Linked DNA regions of Homo sapiens: region 2 is linked to region 1. Evidence: chromatin loops called from intact Hi-C (ENCODE). Cell type or tissue: heart left ventricle. All regions are shown on one strand. Each heading gives the region's core, and the rest is flanking DNA. Links, peaks and the distances in the headings are about the cores only. Region 1 has its middle 12 kb from the start of FAM242B. Region 2 has its middle 100 kb from the start of FAM242B.

Evidence for each region. Hi-C counts contacts between places; a loop is a spot of excess contacts. Peaks named below come from ENCODE experiments on the same cell type or tissue, not always from the same donor. Only the 100,000 strongest peaks of a DNase experiment are listed, where the experiment ranks them.
Region 2: a loop joins it to region 1, with 16 times the contacts of the local background. A loop is called at or near these places in 29 of 110 quality-filtered maps.

Annotation. Positions count from the first base shown.
Region 1 is chr20:29,534,393-29,539,775 of GRCh38, reverse strand. No RefSeq gene overlaps it. Among named protein-coding and RNA genes, the nearest start is that of FAM242B, 12 kb to the left of the region's middle. In heart left ventricle, for the core only: no CTCF peak of the experiment used is centred there; no DNase peak of the experiment used is centred there.
Region 2 is chr20:29,442,843-29,448,225 of GRCh38, reverse strand. No RefSeq gene overlaps it. Among named protein-coding and RNA genes, the nearest start is that of FAM242B, 100 kb to the left of the region's middle. In heart left ventricle, for the core only: a CTCF peak has its summit at 4,849 (motif pointing left); DNase peaks (open chromatin) are centred at 2,545 and 2,805; H3K4me3 peaks cover 233 bases; H3K27me3 peaks cover 651 bases.

The sequences.
Region 1 (5,383 bases), core at 282-5,281:
TTATTATGTCTTTTTCTATCTTGTGATTTGAAAACTATATGACACATTGTAATCCTTTAATTTCTCTAATTTTTGGCTTTCAATTTTAACTAATTTTATTTTTTAGAGAAGTGCAGGTTCACAACTAAACGGAGCAGAGAGTACAGGCTTCCCATATGTCCCTTTCCCCACACACAGCCTCCCCACTACAGCTTCCTGCCTCACAGGAGCACACCTGTGACAACCAGGAACCTACCTCGACCCTTCATTATCACTCAAAGCTTACAGTGCACATTCACGTTTACTCTTCACGCTGTACATTGTGAGTCTTGAAAAAAGTATAATGTGAATGGGATATTATTCACTGCTAGCAAGAGATGATCTATCAAGCCAGAAAAAAATAAATGGAGGAAACTTAAATGCATATTGCTAAAAGAAGAAGCCAATCCGAAAAGTCTACGTACTGTTCTATTCCAATTATATGACGTTCTGGAAACGGTGAAACCATGGGAACAGTAGAAAGATCAGTGGTTGCCATGGACCAAGGGGAAGGAAGAGATGGATACACAGAGCACAGAGAATGTTCACGGCACTAAAACCATTCTGTATGACACTATAATGGTAGATATATATATTTGTAAAAATCTATCTTAACTTTTAATCTTTTAAATTTTTTTTTTGACGGAGTCCTGCTCTGTGGCCAGGCTGGAGTGCAGTGGCATGATCTCGGCTCACTGCAACCTCTGCCTCCCGGGTTCAAACGATTCTCCTACCTCAGCCTCCCGAGTAGCTGGGACTAGAGGTGCCCGCCACCACGCCCGGCTAATTTATTTAATTTTAGAAGAGACTGGGTTCACCATCTTGGCCAGGCTGCTCTCGAACTCCTGACCTCGTGACCCACCTGCCTCAGCCTCCCAAAGTGCTGGGATTACAGGCGTGAGCCACCACCCCGGCCGTTTTTGTTTTAAAAACTACAGACAAGCTGGGTGCAGTGGCTCAAGCCTGTAATGGCTNNNNNNNNNNNNNNNNNNNNNNNNNNNNNNNNNNNNNNNNNNNNNNNNNNCACCAGTTCACAGTACAAAGTAACTCCTTGCTTGTAGAAAACATTATTATTATCATTATTATTTTTGATATGGAATTTGACTCTTGTAGCCCAGACTGGAGTGCGATGTTGTGATCTCGGCTCACTGTAACCTCTGCCTCCCAGGTTCAAAGGATTCTCCTGCCTCAGCCTCTCAAGCAGCTGGGATTACCCGTGCGCACCACTATGGCCTGCTAATTTTTTGTATTTTTGTAGAGACGGGGATTCACCATGTTGGCCAGGCTGGTCTCAAACTCCTGACCTCAGATGATCCACTTGCCTCAACCTTCCAAAGTGTTGGGATTACAGGCAGGAGCCATCACCCCCAGACTAGAAAACATTATTCAATAACAAACAGTAGCAGTATGCTTGGGGGTTTTAGGATTGATTATTTTCAAATCTCTAGAAAAGCTCAATGCATTACCTTAGGCTATAATCTCAGGGCAGAGTCTCATCTGTTAATGGGGGGCTGGTCTAAGGGTCCTTCCAGCTCTCAGATTAATGGTTTCCCATGTTGAACTGCTCCATGTCACCCACCCATCTTCGGTTTTGTTTGTTTTTACAGAGATGAGGTCTCACTATATTGCCCAGGCTGGTATTGAACTCCTGGCCTTAAGCGATCCTCCTGCCTTGGCCTCCCAAAGTGCTGGAGTTACAGATGTGAGCCTCTGTGCTCAGCCCATCCTTGGCTGTTCAAGTGTAGAGGTAAGTAGTAGATGCCAAGTTTACCTCCAGGCCAGAAGGGGCTGATGCCCCAGGGCAGAATCATAACCCTAACCAGGCCTCCCACTGCATGAAGACATTATGTTCTGAAGCTTAAACCTGGACAAAGGTCTGACCAGTAGCACTGTGTTCATGAATATCAGGTCAAAAATTTAAAACTGTGACTATCCAGAAGAACCTGGTAGATGTATGTGCAGTCCACAGTCCAATGGTCAGCCTTGATAACAAACCACCTGTACTTTCTTTTTATCATGGAGTCTTTGACGTAAAAATTGATGACACTTTCTTGCTTCTGATGTGCTTCCCTTTCTTCTTCATTTTCCATAAGTAGTTTCCTCCATCCCGCCTCCCAACAGGCCACAGTCAATTCAGGACATTTTAACCATGAAAATGAGTCTCCATAACACGAATTTAGAGGCCAGACAGGGTGGATCACGCCTGTAATCCCAGCATTCTGTGAGGCTGAAGTGGGGGAATGGCTTGAACTTAGGAGCTTCAGACCAGCCTGGGCAACATGGTGAAACCCTGTCTCTAACAAAAAATAAATAAATAAATAAAAATAAGCCATGTATGGTGGTGCATGCTACTAGTCCCAGCTACTCAGGAGGCTGAGGTGGGAGGATTGTGGGGTCAAGGAGGTCAAGTATGGAGTGGGCCAAGATCATGCCACTGCAATCCAGCCTGGGTAATGGAGTGAGACCTTATATCAAGAAAAAGAAAAAGATTTAAAGGACAGGCTGACTTTCTTGTTACAAGCCAATGCTCATTTGCTATTCCATAAATCCTAGGGCACCTCTTAAGAATTATGCTAAATCTACACTACCCGTGCTCTATAAATGGAACAACAACACTTGGATGACATCAGAGCTGTTTACCGCATGGGTTACTGAGTATTTTAATCCCACTGTTGAGACCTACAGCTCAGAAAAAAGATTCACTTCAAATACTTCAGCTTTTTGACAATGTACCTGGTAACTAAAGAGCTCTAATGGAGATGTACAGGGAAACACATGCTGGTTTCATGCCTGCCAACACAACATCTATTCTGTAGTCCATGGATTGCGGCATCATTTTGACTTTCAAGACTTATTATTTGAGAAATATATTTGTCCCGGGAACAAATCTCCTCACAACATACCTAAGAAAGAGATATATGTACAGAAAAGGAAGAACAGTAAAATATCACTTCATTACTATCAGAGATTTTCCCCAAACACAGAGAAAGCTCTACGGAACTGAGCTTAAGTCAGAACTCTGTTATTTACTTGGTCTAATGCCAAAGCAGGCCAGAGACCCCTTTCACCTTCTTCTCTTTAATCCCAAACCCATGTCTCGCTTTGATCTAAGAAAGAGCCAAACGCCCAGGAGGTGCCAGGGTAGAGAAAAGCAGCCAGCCAGAGAGTGGCCTCCATGCCAGGGGAGTGTGTCTGAGCTTTGTTTTATTTTTCTTATTTGTCTGTAGTTGTGTGATTGGTAGAAGAGAGTAGATATGAAGTCTACTGACACAGGATTGGTCTTCAGGCATGTCTTACCAAGCATTTGGGGGAACAGAGGGGTTCCACAAATAAGAGAGCATTGATCAGACTTTCTTCTAAAAGGAGCAGCCACAAGCTACCTTAACTCTCCAACTTGCCCATTAATCTTCACCCAGAGTTAGGAAGATTTCACCATTAGCTGTGGCCCATAAAAGATCCTTAAGCTTGACCAACCACAGAGGTCCATCTCCTTGAGGAGGAAGTGAAAGGGGTATGGACAGAAGCTGTGAGTTTTCTGTCCTCCGCCGGCCCCCAGCTGTGTCTTCTACTTCTTGTACAAGGTCGTCTCCAAATGATGTTTTCTGGCTGACAATGCCACAGAACTGATCCTTATCTCACTATGGAAATGAAAGATTTCAAAGAATTTGTTGCCTGAAATGTGGTGCCCTAATCACATATTAATAAAGCTGCTATCCAGAAAGAAGGTAGATTTCAAAAGAAAGGCTGTTAGCATTCTCAGGGACCTAAAAAGTACATATTGTAGAACAATGGTAAATAGATCTTGGAATCAGGTAGACTTTAATTCAAATCCCAGCTATGCCACTTATTAACTTATGTGACATAGGGAAAGCCTCTCAAATTTAGATTTGCAAAATCAGAATAATATAAGTAGCCAACAAATAGGGTTTAATGGAGGTAATAATGAAGGTGATTAAGATGATAAAATTAAATAGTGAATATAAAATGCTTAGCATTTAATAAATTTATTGTATGATTTCAAAGCACATGCTTTTACCTACAGTGCTATAAAGCTGCTTGCAATCGTCAAAGCTAATAGAAGCTGTCGTCAGAGCTAATAGAAGCCTTGTATATGTAATTATTTAAGAATTCTGTAAATATACACAATAGGGTAGGAATGAGAAAATCTTTAGAAGAAATATTCAAGAATGTTTGATTTCTAGCAAATCCAGATAGACAGTTTTGGCAACAACCAAGTCATAATTTTGAGTCTTGTTATAGGAGCTAGAATTTTATTCAAGGGACAACTGATTTGATTAGATTAGATGCTGTGCACTGCATGTTTGCATCAACAAATGCACATGTTGAAACTCTAACAGTAGAATGGCATTAGAAGGAGGACCTTTGGGAAGTAATTTGGTTTTGATGAGGATGGAGTTCCCACAATGGGGTTAGCATCCTAATAAGAAGAGCAGGAGACTACAGCCCTCTTCTCTCAGCCATGTGAAGATACAACAAGAACACCTGCAAACCAGTAAGAGGGCCTTCACCAGACACTGGCTCTGCTGGCCCAGATTTTAATCTTTGAATTCCCACAACTGTGAGAAACAAGTATATGCTGTTTAAGCCACTCAGTCTACAGTTGTTTGTAGCAGCAGCCTGAGCAGACAAAGACATAGGGTTCCTTTTATTTTCAGAATTCAGTTTAGCTGTAATCACCTACCATCCTGAGATGCTGTTTCCTCCCTCCTCCCTTGAAATATAAGCTCTGGGACTATAGCTTCATGGACAAATTCTGAAGAATTTGTCTCTGCTTTTGTGGGAGGCTAACCTAACCAATCAAGGAATGTTTGCTCAATGAAATGAAACATCTTAATGCAGCTCGCCAGCCAATGTCTGCAGAGCACACCTCATGGGTTCTGGCTGGCTTGGATTTCTGAGACTACTTCATCCTACTCATCAGACTGTGGACTCAGATTCAGCCAGGAAGCCCAGATTCTAGCATCACTTTTGCCCTTGGAATACAAATGCACGTCCTGCTTCACTGAACATGAAACTCTGAATATTTGGCCATTATTCTGGCAATTGTTCTCTCTCCCTGTGCCAATTGCCAATCAACCCAACTCCCAGGCAGCCTTGACAGTTATGTCTGCTCGGCCTGCTGTAGCAGCCAATGACTTAGTAAAAGTCAGAACATTGATCTGCTAGTTCCCAGTCCAGGATTTCCCCATAACTCGTCCATGTATATATTAAACAACTAGGCTTGCTTTTAAAATTCTTTTTCATTTAGCCTCTTCTTAGAACTTATCATTTTGAGAATCCTGACCTGCCAATATTCCATAACCTTTCTGAAAGTGACACAGCAAATACGATGCATGCACACTGC
Region 2 (5,383 bases), core at 143-5,142, 91 kb after region 1:
CATCCCGGGAAACACTGGCCCGGGCAGCCACCAGGCCTGCTCTTCTTTCCTCGTCTGGCTACCTCTGCCTCCCCCCGCCACCGTCACTCGCCTACCCGTGCCCCGCCAGCTTCCTCGCTATCACCGTGGAGCGCCTGACAGCTAAATGCAGACCCGAGACCCCGCGCAAACCGGGGTGCTGCCCTTTCTACGCGGGAGGGAACTCAGGCAGAGATGGGGAGAGGAACGGAGACAGAGAGGGAGGGAGCGATGGAGGGAGGAAAGAACGGATGGACGGAGGGACCTTGGAAGGGATGGAGGGATAGAGGGAGGAAGAGAGGGAAGGAGGGAGGGAGGAAGGGANNNNNNNNNNNNNNNNNNNNNNNNNNNNNNNNNNNNNNNNNNNNNAGGGAGGGAGCAAGGGACAGAGAAAAGAAGGCAGAGAGAAAAGCGGTCTTCTGCCTCCAGGACCAGCAGGACCTCGCACTCCGGAAAAATGTTGGGTGCCCAGTGCGGGCTAAGTGCTCGGCCCACAGCCGCGTTGGTCTGCGGGGCGCTCACCGGCCCTCCGGATAACCAGCCTGGGTTGCTTCATCCGGGAGCGATTCAGACGAATTTCGTCTCCCAGGGAATGAGAGAATTGCCCAGAGAGCAATGAGCCGAAACTCGGGTGGTTGTCCATTTTTCATCCACATGGTTCACAGATGAGATAGCCCCAGGTTGAGCCTGCAAAGGAGCGCGAGGCCGATAGTCCCGTCCACACAGGAGTCACACTCAGGCCGACTGAAGCTTGGTTTCGGATTCCACGTTGCTTTGCCCTCTGCAAGGGGGCCTGTTGCTCACGTGTCTTACTGGGCTTAAGTCAAGGTGTTATCAGGGCTGTATTGCCCCCACCACCGTCCACCCGCCTTTCTCCAAGGCAAAGCACCTCCAAGTAAACCCACACAGGACCGACGGTCAGAGGCAGAACAGGGCTGGGGAAATTCGGTACCCACATGTAAAAAGAATGAACCTGGGCCATTCACTTATACCATAAGAAAAAATTAACTAACTGGATCAAATACCTAAATGTAAGAGCTAAAACTACAAAATTCTTAGAACAAAATATAGGGGAAACATGTCATACACTGGATTTGGCAGTGTTTTTTTTTTTTTTTTAACAGGACACCCAAAACACAAGAAACAAAAGAAAAATAGATGAATCGGAATCTATCCAGAATACGCAAAGAACAATTCAGCAACAATAACACAAACTACCTGTTTAAAATATTGGCAAAATCCTAAGCAGACATTTCTCTAAAAATTTTGTAAAGTGGCTAATAAGCACATGAAAAGATGCTCAACAAAACTCATCATTAGTGAAATGCAAATCTAACCCCAAATGACATATCGCTTAATACCCATCAGCATAGCTACTACCAAAAGAAAGAAAACAAAACAGAAAATCACAAGTGTTGGTGAGGATGTGGAGCAATTAGAACCCTTGTACACTGTTGGTGGAAATGTAAAATGCTACAGCTGCTATAAAATAACAACATAGTAACTAAAAAATTTACATGTAATGTCACCATACGATCCAGCAATTTCACATCTGGGTATGTAGCAAAAGATAGGAAAGCAAAGACAGAAAATAATACACATACACCTAGGTTCACAGCAGCATTACTCACATCACCAGAAAGCTGTTTGAATTACTCAAGTGTTGTTTGAATTACCATCAATGAATAAATAGATAAAATGTGATTTATACATACAGTGGAATATTATTCAGCTATGTAAAATAAGGAAATTCTGACACATGGTATGTCATGCATGAACCTTAAGGACATTGAGCAAAGTGACACGAGCCAGTCATAAAAGAACAAATACTGAATCATTCCAATTATGAGATACTTAGAGTAAAGAAATTCTAGAAACCCAAGTAGAAGAGTGGTTCCTAGAAGCCTGAGGGGAGTAACAAGGAGCTTATTTAATGGGTATAGAGTTTTGTTTCTGCAAGTTGAAAGAAGGTCCGTATGAATGGGAATGATAGTTGCAAAACAATGTGAATGTAGTTAATTTTTCTGAGCTGCAAACTTACAATAGCTAAAATGGTTAATTTGATGTACACTTTACCACAAAGTAAAAAAAAAAAAAAATTAAATAAACAAACTATAGCTATCTGCAATATCATGAATTAATACCATAACTATAATGTTGCATAGAAGAAAGTCGATGTAAAAGTATACATATTATACAATTTCACTCATATAATATCCAAAAAGTGAACGCAACTGAGGTTCTGGCTTCCAGTAATAATTAAGTAAAGTAATTTGTTGAATACTTCACAGATAACTATAACAAAGCTCTTTGGTCACAGGGCTGCAACACTGCAATCTCAGCATGCACCAGGCTCAGGGAGAGTGCGCTAATATCTGGAGGAAGGGACGAGGCTCCGCACTTCTTGCTGGTCTTGCTGGGAGATGCAGTCTCATAAACGCTCCCAGTCCTTTGGTCACAGGGCTGCAGCACTACAATCCTAGCATGCACCGGACTCAGGGAAAGTGCGCGTCCCTGGAGGAAGAGGCAAGGCCATGCGCCCCTCGGTGGGCTTGCTGGGAGATGTAGTCTCATAAACACTCCCAGCCCTTTCATCACCGGGCTGCAAGACTACAGTCCCAGCATGCACACAGCTCGGGGACAGTGCCCATTACTGGTGGAAGAGACTGGACTGTGGGTGCCTCCTTCTACTTGCTGGGAGATGTAGTTTCATAAAGACTCCCAGACTTTCCGGTCCCGTGGCTACAGGACTACCATCCCAGTATTCACCGGGGTCAGGGACAGTGCGCGTCACTGGAAAAAGAGGCGGGGCTGTGTGCGTCTCCCTAGGTTTGCTGGGAGATATATGCTCATAAACTCTTCCAGCCCTTTCCTCAAAGAGCTGCAGGACTACAATCTTAGCATGCACTAGTCTCAGGGACAATGCGTGTCACTGGAGGAAGAGACCGGGCTGTGTGCGCCTCCCTAGGATTGCTGGAAGATGTATTCTCATAAACACTCCCAACCCTTTGGTCAAAGGGCTACAGGACTACAATCCCAGCATGCGCCAGGCTCCAGGGCGAGGCGCAGAACTGGAAGAAGGGGCAGAGTGGTACGCGCCCCACCTAATATGCTGGGAGCTGTAGTCCGTTAACTGCTCTCAGCCTGTTTGTCGGTAGGCTTCAGAACTATACTCCCAGCATGTACCAGGATCCGGGGTGCATAGCCCTGGAGGGAGGGTTAGAGCGGTGTGGACTTCCCAGAGTCCAAAGCACTCCTGAGTTCTTATGCTATGCCAACTCTTTGCAAGGAGAGTGAGTACACAGGTGCACCTGGAGGGCAGGTCTGGGCTGGGCATTGAGGAGGGTATTACCCTACGAAGACACCTTCCCTTTTCCCAAATGGCCGGTTTGTCCTCACCCGATTGAGCCTATCCTTCTCAGGTTCCTCTTTCAATTGCACCCAGGGTTCTTTCCAGAGCATTACGTCTTCTGCAGCCCTAGGCGCTGCCTTCTTTCCTAAACTGCTGTGGAAACTTTCCTGATGTCTGAGACACAGTCGATTGTGCCGCAACCCTCATTTTTCTCTAGCCAGAGCATGCACTTAACCGTTTTTGAGAGAAATCTTTCACCTGGCCTGCTTGTGAGCAGCTTCAGAGCTCTGCAGGGGGTGACAAGGGCTGTGGCTTCCTGGAAATGTCACTCTCAAAGTCGCCTTTTTCACAACTGTGAAAGTCTAGTCATCAGAAGGTTAATTATTGGGTCGCACAAAATCTGCTAAGACTCCGAGGCGTGAGTCTTGTGAGCCATTTTCATCAACCCATTTAAGTGGACATGCTCCAAAATGCAACCTGAAGTTGCTGACTATTTAGGCATTTTACACTTGAAATTAATGGTCTCATCTCAAGTCAGGCCTGGCTTGCCAGTGACTCGGAGCCACATATGGGACCTGATACCTCAGGAACAGATAGTGTTCCAGCTTTATGGGAGCAACTTTTAAGATGTGGAGCACTTGGGGTCATTTGAAACCCGCTATCATCAGTAGGGACTTTTACTTATAAAAAGCATTTGCATTTTGATTTTATCTGTCTTCAACCTGACCCTTTGTTTATTTTAACAGTAAAAAACACATTCCTGGGTGGAGATTTAAGATGCTACTGAGACATGCAATGTATGCACAAATGTGTACAGCTACTGCACTGTGCACCCAGAAGACCAGTCAGAACATGCTTTCTGCAACACTTCTTTCCACCTTCTTATGAATAATCATGCAAAACTCCCATAAAGAGGGTTTCTCCAGCAATAATTAGCTCTGTCTCACTTTTATGAGCAGGCTGCCCTGGAATCTCTTTCTCAGACCGTACCGTCTATTCTGCACTTAATTTTCAAAATATTCTCTTTTTTTGCAATAAATTATGCTGTACTTCTTTTGCTGTGTGTCTCTTAAACTAAGAAGATAAGAAACAAGGTATTACATCAGCCATCAACATTTCTGGTACCATGACCTGGGGAGAGTTTTGTCTGCTTCATTAATTTCAGTTTCCCTTTTCTTGCAGTGAATACTATGGCAGTTCCAGACTCCCTGGTTAACTATCGCTGCTTGTTCCAGTGCTATTTCAGTAAAGTTCTTGGGGAAACGTTTTTAAGTCAACTATATTCTTTAGAGAGAGAATATATGTCCGCTCTCCTTTTGGCTGCTGCTTCTGTGGTATCGATAAATACACTAACCACATGTGTTGCCCTCAATATTTCATATTTGGGCTGCTTTGCCGCTTAGTTTCACATCTTTCTGGCCACAGTTCAGACTCCGCTTATTGTTTGCTGTCCCTTCAGCAATACTCCATCGCCACCTAGTGGTCATTGTAATGTATTTTTCTGGTCAGGTTTTCTGTTTACAAAAATGTTTGTTTTGTTTTGAGCAGCACATTAAGAGAACCCTGTCCCTTCAGGCTTTATGCATTTCCCACCTCCTTGAAATTGTTCTCCAGCAGGCTTTCTTTGCTGAACAAAAGATGCACAGTCATGCAGATGCCTAGTCGTAGGGATTGCATCTGAGCATTCCAGATGTTGTAATTGGGCATCACAAATGACAAACCAGTGAATTAGGGCAAGGCTTGTTAGCCAGACATCTGCCCCCCAGCCCGCAGTGGGGGTCATCTCGGTAGGGCTGGAGATGTCCACCGCTGGGGGTAGATAGGATGGTGTATGGCAAATGCCTATGACCTCCTAGAGCTTCAGTTAATGGGGTTTCAAGGGGATGCGCTGGACACCTTGGTGGTTCCACTTGGCTCATGGGGATGCCCACAGCCTCCTGGACTTCAGTAAATGTTCTGTCGTTGCAGGATTCTCTCGGCACCGTGGGAGCCGCTTCCTCTACTGTCACTGAA